Regions from separate parts of the Homo sapiens genome. Here region 1 is linked to region 2. Evidence: read pairs that join two places in POLR2A ChIA-PET (ENCODE). Cell type or tissue: A673. All regions are shown on one strand. Each heading gives the region's core, and the rest is flanking DNA. Links, peaks and the distances in the headings are about the cores only.

Region 1 (5,379 bases), core at 2,574-5,073, 200 kb before region 2:
CGGAGCGAAGCTCTGTAGCGCTGAGCGATCGCGGCCAAAAACGGGGCTGGAGGAGCCACATAAGCTAGGAAGGGACCTCAGTGAGGAGAGGGAGCAAGAGCGGGGCGAGTTAGATGGGGAGCCAAAGGTGCGCAGGGCCTTGAGTGCCAGGCCGAAGACTGGCTTTTCCGGAGGGCCCTGCCTTACCCTTACCAGAGTTTTCGGCAGAGCCGACCAGGGGTCCCGTCGATTTGCATTCGTGAGGGGCTGAGGTCTGAACTCCAGAGTGTGTTTAGGAGGTGGCTGCAGCAGCCAGCCCCGGGCCCGGGGGCCAGGACTGGACAGGGGCGGCTTTCTCCACATTCCCTTTTCTGCCGTCCTTCAGGCCAGTAGCCTTGCTGCCTGCAACGTTTTGGCAGCCTAACTGGCCTCCCTTTCCGCACACTCCTCATCTGCCCCTCAGGAATTCCCTGAACTATAGTCAGGGACGTATCCAGAGGACAAGCCTGGCCATAAAACCCTTCGGGGGCTCCCCTGCGCCACAGGAAGCAGGCCCAACTTAGGCAGGACACAGAAGGGCTGGCGGGATCTAGCCCCTGAGAACTGCCTCCACGCTGTTCCTAGGGATCTGCCTCCTGTGGTCCAGACCCAGAGCCTTCTCTGACGTCCTCTGCTGAAGCCATCGTTCTGCCAGGGCACCACATTTGGACAGCGGGTGGCTGAGAACATTCCCACTTTGGGGAGCCTTTGTTTCACACCCTCTGATGTAGGCGGCAGCCTTCCTTTCCTTTGGGCCTCTGGTTATGGAGAAGGCTAAGGCAAGGTCCTTTCTCTCACAGCTAACAAGTTGTGCTTCTGGAACCAGAGTCTCTCCCGTTTACTTCTTCAGGAAACGCTGGGGCCAGTCTTCACCTTCTGTCAACTGGCCGGGGGCAGAGACCCTTTCTCTCATCTTGAAAGCCCCAGTGCATTGCCTGCCTGCAGCCCCCACCCCCGATGTCTCTGCTGAGGATGCCTTCAGTAACTCGTCCAGGCCGTTTGTGGCTCTGAATTGAGGCTGGCGTGGCCCCCGGGCCTCCGTGTCATAGGTCCAAGTGTTGGCATGTATTGTCCAGTGAATCCAGCCCCCACCTGTCCCCAGTTCGCTCTTCCTGCACACCTCCAGAAAGCCGGCCTTGCCCCTCCCCAGCCTTCCTTCACAGCCATCCCGCCTACGTTGCCATTGCATTTGTGACCGAGCACTTGGATCTGTCTCGCATATCCCACCTGGAAGGGGCAGGAAGAGCGCATGGGTCCCCAGCTGATCCGTGCTATGAGGCAGGGCCGGGCCATCCTGCCCTCAGACCGGGATACTCGAGCTGGCCTTACCCAGGCATCTCTCCCTCTTCCCCGCAGCCGAGGCCTGCCTGGAGCCCCAGATCACCCCTTCCTACTACACCACTTCTGACGCTGTCATTTCCACTGAGACCGTCTTCATTGTGGAGATCTCCCTGACATGCAAGAACAGGGTCCAGGTGAGACAGTGGGGTTTCAGACAGGAGGGCGGGTGGGGGGTGCTCCTCACTGCTAGTTGATGGGGGACCTGTGTCGATAGAGGGAGAATCAAGATTCCAACTCTTGGGGTGCCGGAGAGATCAGGGCACGGTGATGCCAGATCCTAGCCAGTGTTGACAGGTCACCTTCCTCACCTGCTTTGTGTGCTGTGCCTACACGAGGTAACCCTGGGCTCACCACCCGCTGTTTCCTGAATGAGTATCTGGACCGGGAGAAAGGGCCAGGAGTCAGCCCACCCCGGTTGCCATTGGCCAGTTTGTCTGTGTGGGTGTTTTGTTTTTGTTTTTGTTTTTTGTTTGTTTTTTTGAGATAGGGTCTCACTCTGTTGCCTCAGCTGGAGTGCATTGGCACGATCTTGGCTCACTGCAGCCTCCACCTCCCGGGTTCAAGCGATTCTCCTCTCAGTCTCCTAAGTAGCTGGGATGACAGGTGCTCGCCACCATGCCCAGCTAAGTTCCCATAAGTCCAAAGAAGGAAATGGGGCCTTTTTTGGGTATGGCCCTCTTAGGGTAAAGCACCCCTTGGGCAGCCCACTGGGCACCCCTGACCCCAGCACCTCCCTTGTAGACTCAGGAAATCACTCAGCCCTTTTGATCATCCCGCCCCTGCTCACAGTCAACAGGGTTCCTATGCGTCCAGTTAGGCCCGGCCATGGGGATCTGGCCTTGTGCCCCCGTAGGGAAGACCAATGCAGAGGGCCAGTCACGGGATTGGTGAGTGTTACTTGGTACCTCCTGCCAGGGACACTGCAGCCCCCAACTGGGCCTAGCCTGCCCACCTGCAGGCCGTGTGAGCAGCGCACAGGGCTCCTCTGCCCACACCCAGAGGGGGCAGAAGGTGACCCTGCCTTTGTTCCCTCACCCAGAACATGGCTCTCTATGCTGACGTCGGTGGAAAACAATTCCCTGTCACTCGAGGCCAGGATGTGGGGCGTTATCAGGTGAGGGGCCAATGGTTCCCTTGCTAGGGGGCTCCCTGCTCCCGGGTGTGACCTGAAGCCCCAGGGGTGGCCGGTCAACCAGGGCCAGGGGCCGTGGGCTCTGGCTGCCGGAGTGCTGCAGTGTCGGCACTGGTGGTCAGGGTGGCCCCTCCGTGTCCACTCTGCCCACACTCTGCTCAACACCCAACCCAGGTGTCCTGGAGCCTGGACCACAAGAGCGCCCACGCAGGCACCTATGAGGTTAGATTCTTCGACGAGGAGTCCTACAGCCTCCTCAGGAAGGTGAGGACTCCTGTAGCCCACTGTGCTCCCCTGTCCCTGGGGAGCAGGATGGGCTGGGTTGGGAGGTGCTGGCAGCAAGTCCTGAGCTGGGTGGCCTTTCTGTGATCCTGTCCCTTCCTCAGTGTCTCTTGCCCATTTCTCTCCTTTCCTTTTCTGGGGCTTGGGCCGGTGTTCCTACCTGTCTTTCCCCTCCCCTCCCCACCCCCACACGCCAGGCACCCCTGACCCCAGCACCTCCCTTGCACCTCCCTTGCAGGCTCAGAGGAATAACGAGGACATTTCCATCATCCCGCCTCTGTTTACAGTCAGCGTGGACCATCGGGTGAGTGGCCTGGTCCCTCCTCCTTTTTGGGGTTGTTGGGCTGAGTGAAGGTTATCCTCTCCACAGCCCCAGCTCTGCTGCTGGGCCGTGATTGGCCAGCATGTCTTGGTTCCCCTGGCGGAAGGTGACCAGGGCTGGCTGGTCTGCTCACCTGTACTCCCCTGAGCTGGCTTGTGATCTCCTTTTTTTCAGGGCACTTGGAACGGGCCCTGGGTGTCCACTGAGGTGCTGGCTGCGGCGATCGGCCTTGTGATCTACTACTTGGCCTTCAGTGCGAAGAGCCACATCCAGGCCTGAGGGCGGCACCCCAGCCCTGCCCTTGCTTCCTTCAATAAACATCACAGGACCTGGGACTGCACAGGACCTGGGGCTGCTGGCTTGCGTTATTGTGCCTTCCCCCGACTGGGAGAGCTGGGGGCCCAGCGTCCTCTTGTCTGCCTGGCCAGCAGAGGCACCAGGCAGGAAAGGGGTGGGCTTTGGTCTAGAACTCCCGTCCCTCCTCCCAATGAAGCCCCCCGTCTGGTCCCCACAAAACCCTGTATCCACCTTCCCAGTGACTCTCTCCTGGTTCTGGTGAGGGCAGTGGGCTTGGCCACCTCCTCCCCAGGTGGCCCCACAGGCTCCATGGGGAAACAGCCAGCCTGGTCTTCATCACAGCTCCTGTGTTGGAAGCCCCGGGCCCATTCCGCACGCAGAGGGGTTTCCCTGCACTGCTTTCGGGCACAGCAAGTGCCCCCACCCTGCCCATGCGGCGTGCAGCTGTCTGGGCTTGGCCCCTCCATACTCCACACCCTGACCATGCCACCTGGCTTCCCGTGTGCTGTGCCTTCATGGGATATTGAGAAAATACACACCCATGGCCAGGTGTGGTGGCACACACCTGTAATCCCCACACTTTGGGAGGCCGAGGTGGGAGGATCACCTGAAGTCAGGAGTCTGAGACCAACCTGGGCAACATGGTGAGACCCTGTCTCTACAGAAAAAATAGAAAAATTAGCTGGGTGTGGTGGCATGCGCCTGTAGTTCAGCTACTTGACCTGGAGAGGTCAAGGATACAGTGAGTCGTGATCACAGCAGTGTGCTCCAGCCCGGGTGACAGAGTGTGAGACCTTGTCTCAAGAAAAAAACAAAACCCCACCTGTGAGGGGTACATCACTTCCTCCTAGAGACACCTCTCCCAAGAGCACCCGCGCCCTCAGGACACCAGGCAGGCATCCCGGCCTGGCACCACGCCTGGAGTTCATCCTGCACCTCTCCCATCAGCCTGATTTTCAGCTTGGCACATGCTGGCTCCTGACCAGCTAATGGTATTCCTTAGTGGCACTGAGGGCCCATGAGGCAGTGAGGGTCTTGGAGTCCAAAGGGACTGGGTGGAAATCCCAGGTGAGCCCTTCCCAGCCATGGGACCCAAGTCGGTTTGCTCAGCTGCGAGGCAGTGACAGTGCCTACTCCAAGGTGTCAGGGAGTCCACTGGGACCAGCCACCAAAGTCCTGACATCTGGGTCACCCATTGGCTGTTACTGGAGAGAAATGGAATTCTCCAGAGAGGCTGCCTTTTTCTTGTTTGTTTGTTTTTGAGACAGAGTTTCGCTCTTGTTGCCCAGGCTGGAGTGCAATGGCGCAATCTCAGCTCACTGCAACCTCCACCTCCCAGGTTCAAACAATTCTCCTGCCTCAGCCTCCCGAGTAGCTGGGATTACAGGCACCTGCCACCACACCCGGCTAATGTTTCGTATTGTTGGTAGAGACGGGGTTTCACTATGTTGGCCAGGCTGGTCTCGAACTCCTGACCTCAGGTGATCCATCCATCTCGGCCTCCCAAAGTTCTGGGATTATAGGCATGAGCCACCGCGCTCAGCCAAGGCTGAAAAGGAGGGAAGGCCCAAAACTTGCCTGGGAGGTAGGGGCTCCTCAGTACTTCAGCTCGGTGGCTAGAGAGAGCAGCACTGAGGGGCCGGGGGTGTCAGGAGCAGGTGAGGACTGCCTGTGACCTGGGTCTGTCAGAGTCTCGGGGAGGGGGTCATCTATATAAGCAGGGAGCCCTCTTCCCACCCCCAGGCCTTGGGAGGGGGGTTGGGAGGGGCCGGCTGCCAAGAATAGGTGGGCTTCTAGGAAGAGCTGGGCGCTCACCCCAGGACAGTGCAGCAGGAGCGTTGGGGCTGAGGGGCCACACCAGCTTTGCCAGCAGATGCAGTTTCTAGATTCCAGAGGAGACTCAGCAGCCTGTGCAGGGCGGGTGGCTGGGGCAGGCCGGGTGCAGCAGGCACCGGGGCGACTGTCGGGCGCCCGGTTGCTCTTTTTA
Region 2 (16,832 bases), core at 7,841-10,340:
TGGCTCTGTATAGGATGCAACCCCAACAGGTGGAGAAGCTCAGCCCGCAGCACCCACACGGAGCCGAGATGTGCAGGTTGCCGAGCCGGCCCCGCTGGGGGGGCTTCTGCTGGGACAGACATAACAAACAGCAGATGTAGCCCCCTGCCGAGGACTTCAGATTGGGAATTGTCAGAGATTCCGGAGATTGTCAGATTGGATGGAAACCCCCACTTCCAGCATATGCTGTTTACTAGAGACACACCTCAAACATATGTCCATGGAAATATTACATGTGAAAGAATGAATGCTAGGCAGTTACTACCAAAAGCAAGCTGCCATGGCTATATTAACATCAGACAAAATAGGCTTTGGGACAAAACAAAAACAGTTTAGGAATGATGTTAAAATAGGCTCTACATATCTTAAGCAAAAGTTGACAGAACTCTAGGGAGAAATAGGCACATGAAGCATCGTAGAGGGAGGTTTCTTTTTTTTTTCTTTTTTTTTTTTTTTTTTTTGAGACAGAGTCTGGCTCTGTCGCCCAGACTGGAGTGCAGTGGCACAATCTGGGCTCACTGCAAGCTCCGCCTCACGGGTTTGAGGGATTCTCCTGCCTCAGCCTCCCAAGTAGCTGGGACTATAGGCGCCCGCCACCACGCCCGGCTAATTTTTTGTATTTTTAGTAGAGACGGGGTTTCACCGCGTTAGCCAGGATGGTCTCGATCTCCTGACCTTGTGATCCGCCCGCCTCGGCCTCCCAAAGTGCTGGGATTAGAGGCGTGAGCCACCGTGCCCGGCTTGCAGTTTTCTTTTTTAAAATGTTTATTTCTATTTTGTGATTCAAACTGAGGATCATCTTGCTGCAAAGAAGTTTTTAAGTTGATAAGAAACTGCTGAACAGTGATTCAAAGTGGCTGTGCCATTTCACACTCCTGCTGGCCGCGTGCGAACCTTTCATGCACTCCGCCTCCTCACCAGTGCTCCCTGCGACCAGTCTTCAGTGACAGTCATTCTGGGTGCGATTTTATCTTGCATTTCCCCATGAGAAATGGGCATCTCTTCCTATGCCTCAGTGGGGAGAACCAGAGACGGGGGCAGAAGAGGGGCAGGAGAAGGCAGGGAGGGTGGTTGGAGGAGAGAGCATTGGGTGGGGGTGGCAAGTGCTGGAGGAGGGGGACGGGGAAGTGGGCCCTTTGCTCTTGAACCATTTTAACCCCAAGCAAGGTGCATTCAGGGTTTGGGCAGGGGTCTGGCCCTCATGTCACCAGATCCTGAGTGACTGTAGGGGCCTCTCATCATGTCTTCACTCCTGGACTTGCTGGCTCCAGGTGAGAAGACGTGGACACTGCTGTGGGCTGCAGAGGTTTGGGGGTGTGTGTGTGTGTGTGTGTGTGTGCATGTGTGTGTGTGTGTGTGTGTGTGCGTGTGTGCGTGTGTGCATGTGTGCGTGTGTGTGTGTGTGCATGTGTGTGTGTGTGCATGTGTGTGTGTGTGCATGTGTGTGTGTGTGCATGTGTGCATGTGTGCGTGTGTGTGTGTGTGTGTGCATGTGTGTGTGTGTGTGTGTGTGTGTTTGAGACAGGGTCTCACCCTTTCTCCCAGGCTGGAATGCAGTGGCGCGATCTCGGCTCACTGCACCACGGACCTCCGGGCTCAGGTGATCCTCCCACTTCAACCCCCTGAATAACTGGGACTACAGGCGCACGGCCCCATGCCCAGCTAATTATGTAATTATGTCACTTTTCATAGAGACGGGGTCTCCCCATGTTGCCCAGGCTGGTCAGGAACTCCTGGGCTCAAGCGATCCACCCGTCTCAACCTCCCAAAGTACTAGGATTCCAGGCCTAAGCCACTGTGCCTGGCCTTCAGGGTTTTAAGGAACAGTTTCATTTCCACAGTGGGGCGGCTTGAGAAGTAGGGGCACCCCACCAGCAGCTGAGCAGAGAAGAAATGGTGGCTATCAGACAGCCCAGGCCTAGTGAATCCTCCAGTGAATTATTCCTGGCCTTTAAGAGACAGGTAATTCCAGCGAGGCGCAGTGGCTCACGCCTGTCATCCAAGCACTTCAGGAGGCCGAGGTGGACGGATCACGAGATCAGGAGATCGAGACCATCCTGGCTAACGCGGTGAAACCCCGTGTCTACTAAAAACACAAAACATTAGCCGGGCGCGGTGGCGGGCGCCTGTAGTCCCAGCTACTGGGGAGGCTGAGGCAGGAGAATGGAGTGAACCCGGGAGGCGGAGCTTGCAGTGAGCCGAGATGGCGCCACTGCACTCCAGCCTGGGCGACAGAGCGAGACTCCGTCTCAAAAAAAAAAAAGAGGTAATTCCAGGGTTTCAAAGAAAGTAAAGTTTCCAGATGTGCTTTATGAAGCCAGAATAACCTTTGTCCCCCAGGAGAATGTTAGTGTCACAAAGACAGACTCTTGTGGGTCCTGCTTGCTTCTCCGCTCTGAGTCCACAGCGGTGTCTGGCACACAGTAGGTACTCCTGGGTGACTCACTGAATCTGGTTGCAGACTTGACACACACACACATGCACACACGGAAAAGTATCGATACTGCTGTTAAACACTGGTAGGCATTTCTAAAATAAAAACATTAGCTAATATCATCCAAAAGCAGATCAAGGCATGAATATCCAGGCTGGGCGCGGTGGCTCATGCCTGTAATCCCAGCACTGTGGGAGGCTGAGGTGGGAGGATTGCTTGAGCCCAGGAGTTTGAGGCCAGCCTAGGTAACATGGTGAGTCTGTCTCTAAAAAAAAATACAAAAGTTAGGTGGGGATGGTGGTGCGAGCCTGTGGTCCTAGCTACTCGGAGGCTGAGGGAGAATTGCTTGGGCCTAGGAGTCTGAGGCTGCGGTGAGCCATGATCACACCACTGCACTCCAGCCTGGGTGACAGAGGGAGACCTGTGTGAAAGGAAAATAAATCTTGGGGCCCCCAAATCACTCAGCTAAAGGGAAAACTCAAGCTGGGAACTGCTTAGGGCCAACCTGCCTCCCACTCTATTCAAGGCCACTCCTCTGTTCACTGAGATAAATGCTTATTGGATTGCTTCCTTTGGAGAGGCTCATGAGAAACTCAAAACAACACAATCATTGGTCTCTTATCTACCCATGACCTGGAAGCCCCCTCCCCACTTCAAGTTGTCCCTTTCTGGACCAAGCCAATGTTCATCTTACATATGTTGACTGATGTCTCATGTCTCCCTAAAATGTATAAAACCAAGCTGTGCTCTGACCACCTCGGGCACATGTCGTCAGGACCATCCTCAACCTTGGCAAAACAAACTTTCTAAATTCACTGAGACCTCTCTCAGATATTCAGGGTTCACACCTGACTCTTAAAAAAAGCAAAGAAGTGAATAAACTATAACCAAATGTACACAACATATTGTTATTAACCATAGTCACGATGATGTACAACAAATCTCTTGAACTAATTGGAATTCCTCCTAATTGGAATTTTGAATCCCTTGGCCAACATCTCCTCATCCTTCCCTCCCCACCCACCACCCTGCAGCCCCTTTATGAGTTCAGCTTTTTTATTTTCTACATATCAGTGAGGTTGTGTGGTATTTGTCTTTTTGTACCTGGCTTATTTCATTTAACATAGTGTTCCCCAGTTTCACCTATTTTGTTGCAAATGACAGGATTTCCTTCTCTTTTATGGCTGAATGGGATTCCGTTGTGTACAGATATCACACTTTCTTTATCCATTCACCCATTGATAAACTCTTAGGTTGATTCCATCTCTTACCTGTTGTGAATAGTGCTGCAATGAACACGGGAGTGCAGGTATCTCTTTGACATGGTGATTTCAAATTTAAATATATACCTTTAAATATATACCAAGTAGTGAAATTGCTGGCTAATACGGTAGTTGTGTTTGTAGTTTTTGGACTATACTGTTCTCCGTACTGTCTGTGCTACTTTACATTCACACCAACAGCGTACGAGGTTCCCATTTCCCTGCATCCTTGTCAGCATTTGTTATTTTTTTAAACATCTTTTTGTTAAAAGCCATTTTAACTGGGGTGAGATGATATCTCGTGGTGCTTTTGACTTGTGTTTCCCTGATGGTGAGTGATGTGGAGCATTTTTTCATAGACCTGTTGGCCATGTCTATTCAGATCTTTTGCCCACTAAAATTTTCTTTTTTTGAGACAGGACCTCACTCTGTCACCCAGGCTAGAGTGCGGTGGCATGACCACAGCTCATGCAGCCTCATCCTCCTGGGCCCAGTCAACCCTCCCACGTCAGCTTCCTAAGTAGAAAAAGGCCAGCTGTGGTGGCTCACCCCTGTAATCCCAGCACTTTGGGAGGCCGAGGCAGGTGGATCACCTGAGGTCAGGAGTTCGAGACCAGCCTGACCAACATGGTGAAACCCTGTCTGTAGTAAAACTGCAAAAATTATCCGGGCGTGGTAGTGGGCACCCGTAATCCCAGCTACCTGAGGCTGAGGCAGGGGAATCACTTGAGCCCACGGCACGTGGATCACCTGAGGTCAAGAGTTTGAGACCAGCCTGGCCAACATGGTGAAACCCCATCTCTACTAAAAACGCAAAAAATGAGCCAGGTGTGGTGGCGGGCCCCTGTAATCCCAGCTGTCTGGGAGGCTGAGGCAGGAGAATCGCTTGAACCTGGGAGGCGGAGGTTGCCGTAAGCCAAGATGGTTCCACTGCACTCCAGCCTGGGCCGCAAGAGTGAAACTCCATCTCAAAAAAAAAAAAAAAAAGTGAAATCTGCAGAGATGACAGCTTCATGAGCTGATTGTATGAAGCCACAAACAGTACTGTGCTTAATGGTGAAACACCACAGCATTTTCATTAGTCAAGAATGAGACAATATTCCCAGGATCACCACTGTTTCTTCCCGTTTCCCAATGTTAAATTGGCCAATGCAATTGAAAAAGTTAGCCGGACGTGGCGCACAAGGAATACGTGTTGGAAGGATGAAGCAAAGTTCTCATTCTTTGTAAATCACTTGATTGCACCACTGAAACGTCCTCTGGTCTGCTGGGCAGGTTTGAGTCAGGAGATTCTGGCTGTCTTCACTGGGCCTATCTGAGACTGGGTGTCATTTGCTTTGCTCTTGTCTGATTTTACTGTCAGACATCACTCCTGTAACCAGTCTTTGTAGTAAGTCTCATTTCTTGCATGTACTTGGAAGTACATGCAATAAATGGTTTTATTTTCCCAGCGACTGTGCCCGCCCCCACCCCATTGAGTTGTGCCAAATCCCCCTTAAGACGTGGGGCCCGAGTCCATCATGTTTCAGTCAGGTTGCTTGTAATTAGTCTTATTCTGGTTCTTTTTTCTTTTCTTTTCTTTTTCTTTTTTTTTAGACAGAGTCTCGCTCTGTTGCCAGGCTGGAGTGCAGTGGCACAAACTCGGCTCACTGCAACCTCTGCCTCCCGGGTTCAAGTGATTCTCCTGCCTCAGCCTCCCAAATAGCTGGGACTACAGGCTTGCACCACCACACCCAGCTAATTTTTGTATTTTTAGTAGAGACGGGGTTTCACCATGTTGGCCAGGATGGTCTTGATCTCTTGACCTTGTGATCTGCCCGCTTCAGCCTTCCAAAGTGTTGGGATTACAGGCATGAGCCAACACGCCCGGCCTGGTTGTCTTTTCTTTTCTTTCTTTTTTTTTTTTTTTTTTTTTTTTTAAGACAGGGTCTCACTCTGTCACCCAGGCTGGAGTGCACTGATGAGATCTAGACTCACTGCAGCCTCAACTTCCTGGGCTTAAGCGATCCTCCCACCTCAGCCTCCCGAGAAGCTGGGACTACAGGCGTGCACCACCACGCCTGGCTAATTTTTGTATTTTTAGTAGAGACAGGGTTTCTTCATGTTGGCCAGGTTGGTCTCAAACTCCTGACCTCAGCTGATCCACCTGCCTCGGCCTCCCAAAGTGCTGGGATTACAGGCATGAGCCACGACTCCCGGCCTACCCTTAATTTTTTTTTTTTGAAGTGCACAAGCTAATTTTTTAATTACTATTTGTAGAGATTAGGTCTCCCTGTGTTGCCCAGGTTGGTCTTGAACTCCTGAGCTCACGCAATCCATCTACCTTGGCCTCCCACAATGCTGGACTGCAGGTGTGCACCACGCTCTGGCATCATTCTGGTTCTTAAACCCAAGGGTACTTATTTTCCAACATGAACCTTAACCTCACCCTTCCAGAAACTTCTCAGGCATGGGCAAGGTTGCAGTCTCCCTTACTGCAGGCAGCAATGACTTTAGCAACAGGTGATCTTGGTGGGCTCGTAGGGGAGTGGGAATGGGCAGTGGCTTTTGTCCTCCTTTTGTTGTCCGCTGGGGATCTTGGTTGGGAAGCCTGAACCCAGCATTGTTTCCTAGCCCTGTGTTCAACAATGCCGGGAGCGAGGTGCCTTCCTATCCCCGTGATAAACAGTTCTGGGACCTGTTGCTCTGCCACACAATCCTGAGAACTAGCACAAGTCAATTCGCTTGCAGGACCAACACACCCATGCTCCTGAAAGATGAGACTCGCAGAGCCCGGCCCGAGACTGCACCCAGCCGTCCAAGGCTGACCATGCTTCCCACCCGGCCCTCCCCACGCCGGCTCGGACTTCGGGCATTTTCTCTCCTCCTTTCCTCCCTGGTGATCTGAGGCCGGCTCTGTCGGGGGAGTGTTCTTCCTCTTTGCAGTGAGTCCAATAAACTCAGCTTTGCCTGAACAACAGGTTTTTCTGGTGGTGATTTTGGGGAGTCTACAGCCAACAGCTGAAATTGGGAAAACGGGGCGGGGGTGGGGAATCCCTTTTTGTTTTTTGTTTTTATTTTTTACAGTAAAGTGAAAGCAAGTTTATTAGGAAGATAGAGGAATAAAAGAATGGCTGCTCCATAGACAGGGCAGCTGGGAATCCCTTTTAGCACCTGGTGGCTGCAGATGGGTAGAAATACAGACCATATTTGGTTCTTAGTTTAATTAGCCAGAGACGCAGAACAGGGTGGGAAGCCAGACGGCCACACCTAGCACCTCATCAGGCTGCAGCCAACCAGGGCCTCTCGGGGCTGGGAAAACTCGATTCTTGCTGTACTTGGGCTTACTCGGCTCTCCATCTTATGCAAACACCTCTCCTTATGAAAGGCAAGAAGAATTTGTTCTACACTGGGGATGGGTTGTGCCTGTCACATGGAGCAGCCTGGGGACCTAGAGGGACCCTTTAGAAGCTTAGCACCTAGCAATTCCTTTTCACATGTGACTCATGGTCTATTCAGTTTTAGTACTTCTTTTTTTTTTGACAGAGTTTTGCTCTGTCACCCAGGCTGGAGTGCAATGGCGCGATCTCTGCTCACCGCAACCTCTGCCTCCCAGGTTCAAGTGATTCTCCTGCCTCAGCCTCCCAAGTAGCTGGGATTACGGGCACGCGCCACCACGCCTGGCTAATGTTGTATTTTTAGTAGAGACGGGGTTTCTCCACGTTGGTCAGGCTGGTCTTGAACTCCCAACCTCAGGTAGTCCCCCTGCCTCGGCCTCTCAAAGTGCTGGGATTAAAGGCGTGAGCCACCACGCCCGGCTTTTTTTTTTTTTTTTTTGAGATGGAGTCTTGCTCTGTCGCCCAGGCTGGAGTGCAGTGGCACCATCTCAGCTCCCTGCAACCTCCGCCTCTTGGGTTCAAGCAATTCTCTGCTTCACCCTCCCACGTAGCTGGGATTACAGGTGCCCACCACCATGCCCGGCTAATTTTTGGATTTTTAGTAGTGACGGGGTTTCACCATCTTGGCCAGGCTGGTCTTGAACTCCTGACCTCGTGATCCATGGCGCCTGGCCTACTACTTCTTTATTCATTTATTTTTTGAGACGGAGTCTCGCTCTGTCACCCATGCTGGAGTGCAGTGGCACGATCTCGGCTCATTGCAACCTCCACCTCCCGGGTTCAGCTTCCCGGATAGCTGGGACTACAGGTGCGCGCCACCACGCCCAGCTAATATTTTGTATTTTGTAAGTAGAGACGTGGTTTCACCGTGTTGGCCAGGGTGGTCTCAAACTCTTGACCTCAAGTGATCTGCCTGCCTCGGCCTCCCAAAGTGCTGGGATTACAGGCGTGAGCCACTGTGCTTGGCGCAGTTTTACTACTTCTTGAGACAACTCTGAAGATTTCTATTTTTCACAGAAAGTCATTCAGTTAATCTAGACTTTTCAAATGTATTGCCATAAAGTTATATTTACTATTTTAAAATTTTAATTTCCTCCTTAACCCAACATTTATTTAAAAGGGTCATTTCAGCCGGGCGTGGTGGCTCACGCCTGTAATCCCAGCACTTTGGGAGGTCGAGGCAGGTGGATCACCTGAGGTCAGGAGTTTGAGACCAGCCTGGGCAACATAGTGAGACCCCATCTCTACAGAAAAATAAAAAATTAGCCGGGCGTGGTGGCACACATCTGTAGTCCCAGCTCCTCGGGAGGCTGAGATGGGAGGATCACTTGAACCTGGGAGGTCGAGGTTGCAGTGAGCCATGATCGCACCACTGCACTCCAGCCTGAGTGACAGAGCCAGATCCTGACTGCTGCTCATAGAGATCTCGCCTAAAGATCTTGCCTAAGTGCAAAAACACACACACACAGAAACTGGAACAACCGAACTGACCCTTTGGGGAGGCTGGCGAAATAAATGACATGGAGTACATTCATACAGCTCTAAAAAAGGACAAAAGTCAGGGACATCTGTGTCCAGGGAACACTCTCGATTTGTCTTGTTAAGTGAAACTGGCGAGGCGTGGAATCATGAGAGAAGCGTGAGTAGAGGGGACTTAAACCAGGGACTGGTGGCCACAGCTAGTGTTAGCCAGGGGACTGGAGGCTGGGAGACTGAGAAGGAGATTTTCTTACTTCGTACGTGTCTGTACTGTTTGGATTTTTTTTTTTTTTTTTTTTTTGAGAGGGTATTTTTTAAAAGGAAAAGCTTGTTTTGTTTTTCTTTTTAAAAAATAGGCTCTAAAAATTCTGGAGAGAAATAAAAAAGGCAACATGGTGGCCGGGTATGGGCGTCTCTTCTGATTCCAGGCTGGTTGGCACTGGCCACCTTGCTCAATGGTTGCCTTAGAAACCGGCCTAGCGAGGGGGTGTCAGTTGTCTCTGGTAGCCATTAAGGCAGTGACTCAGCAGAAAACCCAACCCAAGAGGGAGTTGTTCATTCACTGACTTTCCTTCTCTCCCAGAAAAGCATGGGTGAGGCCATTTCTGTTACATTTGCGATCGGGTGGCAGCTGCTCCGCCGTGAAGGCGGTAGCGAGAAGTCTGCCCGCTCCTCCAGCCTCTCACTAGGTGAGTGGCGTCTCTGTGCTGCCCTGTCCCTCAGAAACCACAGGTTCCGGTCCCTCTGCCAGCCTGTCCCCTGTCTCTCCCCTCCCGCTGACAGGGTGAAACCAGCTTCCGCTCACAAGCACTTGCTGGGGGTTGCCACAGGCATGGCTCTTGGGGAGATCTTTAGTAAAAAACCCAACCAAACATCACGAGTGGAACCGAGTGTGGATCATAAACTCAACTGAGAGAAAAGCCAAGGGACGCATGTGGGCAAAATACACAGAAAACCCAGCATGGGCGCGGGGGCTCTCGCCTGTCATCCCATCACTTTGGGAGGCCAAGGCGGGTGGATCACTTGAGGTCAGGAGTTCGAGACCAGCCTGGCCAACATGGTGAAACCCCATCTCTACTAAAATACAAAAATTGGTCGGGCATGGTGGTGGACACCTGTAATCCCAGCTACTCGGGAGGCTGAGGCAGGAGAATTGCTTGAACCGGGGAGGCGGAGGTTGCCGTGAGCTGAGATCACACCACTGCACTCCAGCCTGGGTGACAGAATGAGGCCCTGTCTCAGAAAAAAAAAAAGAATCACGTGCTGAGACATGCTACAACACAGATGAACCCCAAAATCATAATGCTAAGTGAAAGAAGCCAGACACGAAAGATCCCATGAGTATTATCCCATTTATATGGAGTGTTCAGAGTAGGTGAATCTATAGAGACAGAAAGGAGATGAGTGACTGCCTCAGCTGGAAGGGAAAATGGGGAAGAAATGGGTAGTGACTATTAAAAGGTATGGTGTTTTTTTTTCTTTGTTTTTGTTTTGTTTTGTTTTGTTTTATTTTGTTTTTTTGAGATGGAGTCTCGCTCTGTCACCCAGGCTGGAGTGCAGTGGCATGATCTCGGCTCACTGCAACCTCTGCCTCCTGGGTTCCAGCAATTCTCCTGCCTCTGCCTCCTGAGTAGCTGGGACTACAGGCGCCCACCACGATGACTGGGCAATTTTTGTATTTTTAGTAGAGATGGGGTTTCATCGTGTTGGCCAGGTTGGTCTCAAACTCCTGACCTCAGGTGATCCACCCACCTCGGCCTCCCAAAGTGCTGGGATGACAGGTGTGAGCCACCACGCCTGGCCAGTGTTTCTTTTTGGAATGATGAAAATATGCTCAAATAGAGTGCTGGTTGCACAAGTCTGTAAATCTATTAAAAACACGGAGTTGCACACTTCAAACAACTGAACCTTGTGGCGTGTGAGGTAGATGTCTTAACACAGCTGTTAAAAAGCCCAGGATAGCTGGGCACAGCGGCTCAGCTGTAATCCCAGTACTTTGGGGGGGCTGAGGAAGGAGGATCGCTTCAGCTCAGGGGCTTGAGACCAGCCTTGGCAACCTAGCGAGACCCTGTCTGTACTAAAAATAAAAATAATTAGCTGGGCATGGTGACATGCACCTGAGGTCCCAGGTACTCGAGAGGCTAAAGCGGGGGCTGTGGGCAGGAGAACAAGGCTGCAGTGAGCTATGATCACGCCATTGCACTCCAGCCTGGGCAACATAATGAGATCCTGTCTCAATAAACACATGAAAGAGACACATACTGTTATTTCAAACTTCACTCAAAATACACTGCCTTCTATGTGCTGGGACCCAGAGAGGGTTTGTGGCATGTTTGTAGGAATAAGTCCGGATCAGAACGGAGCTGAGAATGGGTGTTCACTCGTATTCTTCAATGTCTCCTATTGAGATGATGTTATCCACTTGTTATTTTCTTGACCCTATTTTCTGCCAAGAAATAAAGTAATTTGAGAGAGAGAGAGAGAGCGAGATCTAACGTGGAAAAACAGATCTGCAGGAAGGCATGGAACGCACTAGAAAGGTAAAAAATGGGCTGTTTAGACCAACACTAATAGTGTCCTTTGGGATTTAAAATATACGAAAACAAGAGCACCCGAGGCCCGGCGGAAACACAGTCTCGCTGCTGGGAGGCTCTGGCGTTGCTTGAGCCACTGCACCGCAGACTCAATCCCTAGGGTAACTGCTGGAGTAATAATGAAAAGTGACACTGAGAAAAGGCAAAAAAAGAGAAAGAAAGTAACCAACGACAGATGGGACAACAGAGAACAAATGGTAAGCTGGTCCTCACACACAGCCAGAGCAGGAGGGTGGCGGGGGTCAGGGTCTAATGGTGTGGAGGAGGAGGAGGAGGATGTTGAGGGTGAAGAAACAAAGCCCATGCCCCCGAGTTGTACACTTATAAATAGTTAAACAGATGAATATTATGTTGTATATATTTTATCACAATAAAAGATCTCACATACAGCCATATTGGCAAATCCATTAAAATGAAAATGGATAAACACACAAAGATTGCCGGGCTGGCGTAGAGGGAAAATAAAACCAATCAATCAATATGCTGCCTCAAAGAGACATTCTTTCTTTCTTCCTTTCTTTCCTTCCTTCCTTCCTTTCTCTCTTTCTTTCTTTTTTGACAGAGTCTCACTCTGCTGCCCAGGCTGGAGTGCAATGGCGTGATCTCAGCTCACTGCAACCTCCATCTCCCGGATTCAAGTGATTCCCCTGCCTCAGCCTCCTGAGTAGCTGGGATTATAGGCGTGCACCATCATACCCCACTAATTTTTGTATTTTCACTAGAGACAGGGTTTTACCATGTTGGCCAGGCTGGTCTCAAACTCCTCACCTCAAGTGATCTTCTCACCTCAGCCTCCCAAAGTCCTGGGATTACAGGAATGAGCCACCGTGCCCGGCTGCATTTTATTTTATTTTATTTTATTTTTGAGATGGAGTCTTGCCCTGTTGCCCAGGCTGGAGTGCAGTGGCGTGATCGCCGCTCACTGCAAGCTCCGCCTCCCGGGTTCACGCCATTCTCCTGCCTCAGCCTCCCGAGTAGCTGGGACTACAGGTGCCCGCCACCACGCCCGGCTAACTTTTTGTATTTTTAGTAGAGATGGGGTTTCACCATGTTAGCCAGGATGGTCTTGATCTCCTGACCTCGTGATCCACCCGCCTCGGCCTTCCGAAGTGCTGGGATTACAGGCGTGAGCCACTGCGCCTGGCCCATTTTATTTCTTAAAAACAGCTTTTTTTTTTTTTTTTTTTTTTTTGACAGAGTCTCACTCTGTCGCCCAGGCTGGAGTGCACTGGTGCCATCTTGACTCACTGCAAGCTCCATCTCCTGGGTTCACGCCATTCTCCTGCCTCAGCCTCCCAAGTAGCTGGGACTACAGGTGCCCGCCACCACGCCTGGCTAATTTTTTGTATTTTTAGTAGAGACAGGGTTTCACCATGTTAGCCAGGATGGTCTCGATCTCCTGACCTAATGATCTGCCTGCCTCGGCCTCCCAAAGTGCTGAGATTACAGGCGTGAGCCACTGTGCCTGGCCAAAAACAGCTTTATTGAGGTATAATTGACATAAAATAAACTGCACATTTAAAGTGAACAGTTTGAAAGTTATATCTGCCAAACCATCAACACAATCGAGAATGAACCCACCAGGCCAGGCGTGGGGGCTCACGCCTGCAGTCCCAGCTACCTGGGAGGCTGAGGTGGGTGGATCGTGTGAGCCCAGGAATTCGAGACCAGCCTGGGCAACATGGCAAGACCCCATCTCTACAAAAAATACAAAAACTGGCCGGAACTGGGATCTGGAAGGCGGAGGGGACGCAGTAGGCATTTGTGCACTGTGAGTCCTGGTGTGGGGCCATCGCAGCACTGCCAGCTCCCATCAGGTCTCCCTGATCAGATGTTCCAACATGTGTATACAGATGTGTACAACACCCAAGAGAAATGAGTGTGTATGTGCAGCAAGACAGATTCGGAAATGTTCATAACAGCTTTATGCCAGCCCCAAACTCAATCCAAACGCCCAAGAGTAGAAAGAGTCAAATGCGGCCCATTCTTACAATGGAACGCTACCTGGGAAGGCAAAGCAATCGCTTAGCGCTACTCACGGCTGCAACAGAACAACAGTGCAGAGCAATAGCAGGCAGACGCGAGTTCGTACCACGTGTGTTAATCCATTCTCACACTGCTGTACAGAAATAGCCAAGACCGGGCAATTTATATAGAAAGGAGGTTCAATGGGCTCACGGTTCTGCAGGCTGTACAGGAAGCATGGCTGCATCTGCTTTTGGGGAAGCCTCAGGAAGCTTCCAATCATGGCGGGAGGCAAAGGGGGAGCAGGCACATCAGATGGCCACAGCGGGAGCAAGAGCCGGACAGTGGAGGTAGCACACACTGTTAAACAACTATCATGAGAACAGCACCCAGGGATGGCGCGGAAGCATTCATGAGAAATCTGCCCCCATGACCCAGTCACTTCCCACCAGGCCCCGCCTCCAGCACTGGAGATTGGGGCAGGGACACACATCCAAACTAAATCACGACACAATCTCATTGACATGAAATTCCAGAACATGCAAAACTATCTATGTGTTTAAAGCCAGGTTTGGATGTTCTCTGGTGCTACTCTCATCAAAAAAGGCGGCCCACAGCGCCTCTCCCCTTGCATACACTGGCCTCAGAGGCTTGCGTCTAGTGAGCAGGCTGCCGGGGAAGTGGCAGCACCTGATCCCCAGGCCAGGCCATCAGATGACGTGGCCTCCGCTGGGCTTTCTAGCTTGAGATGCTCCCCGGAGAACCCAGCCTCACAGGCACATGGAGGTGTCCTCACCCCGGCAGCGTCCTCCGCTGGACACGAAGGAGCCGCTGGGTGGTTCCAGCTCGTGGCCATCGGGCTGCCCCGGCTAACCGACTGCAGCGGGTGAGCTCTGCCAACTGAGACCTCACAGAGCACAGGCTCGCGAGCAAAACAAACATTGCCATTATTTTCAGCCCGTACATCTTGGGGTGGCTTGGTACCTAGCAAGAGATAACTGGAGCAGATTCATATGTGGGTCTATGTGGTGGCTGCCACATGGCCGTGTACATATAAAACAGTCATTGGGCTGTACGAGTACGGTTTGTGTACTTTTCTACCTTTAACTTATACCTCCCTAACAAAGTCTTTCAGAAAAGCCTAACTCCTGAGGCTCTGGTGTGGGCAGCTGGGTGGGCGCTGGAACTAGTCCCACACGCTGAGGTGGGAAGCTCATGGTGAAAGGGAATCCCAAGTCTGCTTGGCCATCTAAGTTTACGGTGCCTGTGAGAAAAATCAGAAGGCCAAAACCTCAGGAGAGAGAGCATGACGGAGGCGCTGCCGTTTGGGAATGGACATGATAGAGCCGTGAGAATGAGGAAGATCACCGTCGGGAATGAGTGCAGGCAGCTAAGAAGGCGCAGAGGCGTGTCTGGAGGGACTCACACCTTGTAGAGGCTGGGTAGAGAGAGCCCACGCACGCTGAGAAAGAACACAGACTTCAGCGTCACAGAGGTCACAAGAGACAAGCGGTTGGTGGGGGAGTAGGCACCGGCGAGAGAAAGTCCAAGAGGACTGGATGGATTTGACAACACGGAGATCCCTGGTGTTCTGGATGAACGCTGATTGGATGGAGTGGCAGGGGTAGAAGCAGAGGAAGAGGGACTGCACAGGGAATGGGCAAGTGAGAAAACAGACAAGGATTCTGAAAAGTTTAGCTACAAAGAGGAACAGAGAATTAGGGTTGTGGTTGGAGGGGGTGTTGGGTCAAATGAGTTTTTATTTTTATTCTTCAAGAACGGAAGCTACCAGGACATGTTTGATGAAAATAGATCCAGAGGCCGGGCGCAGTGGCTCACGCCTGTAATCCCAGCATTTTGGGAGGCCGAGGTGAGCGGATCACCTGAGGTCAGGAGTTCGAGACCAGCCTGGCCAACATGGGGAAACCCCGTCTCTACTAAAAATACAAACATTAGCTGGGCTTGGTGACACATGCCTGTAGTTCCAGCTACTCAGGAGGCTGAGGCAGGAGAATTGCTTGAACCCGGGAGGCAGAGGTTGCAGGGAGCTGAGATCATGCTGCTGCACTCCAGCCTGGGTGACAGAGTGACTCTGTCTCAAAAAAAAAAAAAAAAAGAAAAGAAATAGATCCAGAAGCAAGGAAGAAATTGATCATGTCGGGTGACATTATGAGTGAAGAAGTCCTCAGAAAAGAGGAGAAACTTGCAATTCTGGCCACAGTGGAATAACTGATGCCAGTTGTAAACACCTAAAACACTGGGCAACTATTTTTAGATATCGGACAATAGGCTGTGCAGGGCTGTGACCAGAGAGAAAACAAAGAAGGTGAGCCTTACAAGTACCCTGAGTTTCTGCCTGGAGGCACTTTCACACCATGGTTCAGCAAAGGGGCCTGAGCGGAACCAGCAGTCTCACTGAATTACTAGAGCGACCAAGCCAATAGCAGAGAAAAAACAGAATCCCAGAAATATGTAATTAATCCAAAAGTCAAAACAGATGGGGTAATAGAAAACAAATAACAAGATGATAGACTTAACTCCAACCATTAAATGGAAATGGATTAAACAGACCAACTAAAGGCAGAGATTGTCAGATTGTTTAAAAGAATAAGGCTGGGCTGGGTGCCACGGCTCACACCTGTAATCCCAGCACTTTGGGAGGCTGAGGCGGGCAGATCACTTGAGGTCAGGAGTTCGAGACCAGCTTGGCCAACATGGTGAAACCTTGTCTCTACTAAATAAAAATATAAAAATTAGCTGGGCGTGGTGGCACACACCTGTAGTCCCAGCTACTATGGAGGCTGAGGCAGAAGAATCGCTTGAACCTGGGAGGCGGAGGTTGCAGTGAGCCAAGATTGCACCACTGCACTTCAGCCTGGGTGACAGAGTAAGACTCTTGTCTGAAGAAAAAAAAAAAAAAAAAAAAAGCCGGGCACAGTGCCTCATACCTGTAATCCCAGCACTTTGGGAGGCTGAGGTGGGTGAATCACCTGAGGTCAGGAGTTCGAGATCAGACTGGCCAACATGTTGAAACCCCGTCTCTACTAAAAATAGAAAAATCAGTCGGGCGTGGTAGCGGACGCCTGTAATCCCAGCTACTCGGGAGACTGAGGCAGGAGAATCACCTGAACCTGGGAGGCAGAGGTTACAATGAGCCGAGATCGCACCATTGCACTGCAGCCTGGGTGACAAGAGCGAAACTCCATCTCAAAAAAAAAAGTAAATATACAGACAGCCAGGGACAGGTGCAGTGGCTCACACCTGTAATCTAGCACTTTGGGAGGCCGAGGCGGGCGGATCACTGGAGGTCAGGAGTTCGAGACCAGCCTGGTCAACATGTGGAAACCCTGTCTCTATTAAAAATACAAAAAAATTAGCCGGGTGTGGTGGTGGGCACCTGTAATCCCAGCTACTCGGGAGGCTGAGGCAGGAGAATCACTTGAACCTAGGAGGCAGAGGTTGCAGTGAGCTGAGATAGCGCCATTGCACTGCAGCCTGGGCAACAAGAGCAAAACTCCATCTCAAAAAAAGAAAAAAAAAAAAGAATTTAAACAAGGTCACAGAATATACGGTTCATATGCAAAACTCAACCGCTTTTTTTTTTTTTTTTTTTTTTTTTGAGGCAAGGTCTCCCTCTGTTGCCCGGGCTGGAGTGCAGTGGTGGAATCATGGCTCACTGCAG

Evidence for each region. ChIA-PET counts read pairs that join two places held together with the same protein. Peaks named below come from ENCODE experiments on the same cell type or tissue, not always from the same donor. Only the 100,000 strongest peaks of a DNase experiment are listed, where the experiment ranks them.
Region 1: POLR2A ChIA-PET joins it to region 2 with 6 read pairs; 4 of 35 experiments call an interaction of 5 or more read pairs at or near these places.

The regions. Positions count from the first base shown.
Region 1 is chrX:153,795,060-153,800,438 of GRCh38, forward strand. It overlaps SSR4 (signal sequence receptor subunit 4), which reads left to right. Exons shown (of 6, transcript NM_006280.3): 2 at 1,375-1,493; 3 at 2,399-2,473; 4 at 2,666-2,755; 5 at 3,012-3,077; 6 at 3,270-3,440. The coding sequence ends at 3,374. Among named protein-coding and RNA genes, the nearest start is that of SSR4, 3.1 kb to the left of the region's middle. In A673, for the core only: no CTCF peak of the experiment used is centred there; no DNase peak of the experiment used is centred there.
Region 2 is chrX:153,993,229-154,010,060 of GRCh38, forward strand. No RefSeq gene overlaps it. Among named protein-coding and RNA genes, the nearest start is that of IRAK1, 18 kb to the right of the region's middle. RefSeq lists enhancers at 6,997-7,497, 9,043-9,187, 9,140-9,189 and a cis regulatory region at 9,110-9,120. In A673, for the core only: no CTCF peak of the experiment used is centred there; a DNase peak (open chromatin) is centred at 9,093; H3K27ac peaks cover 810 bases.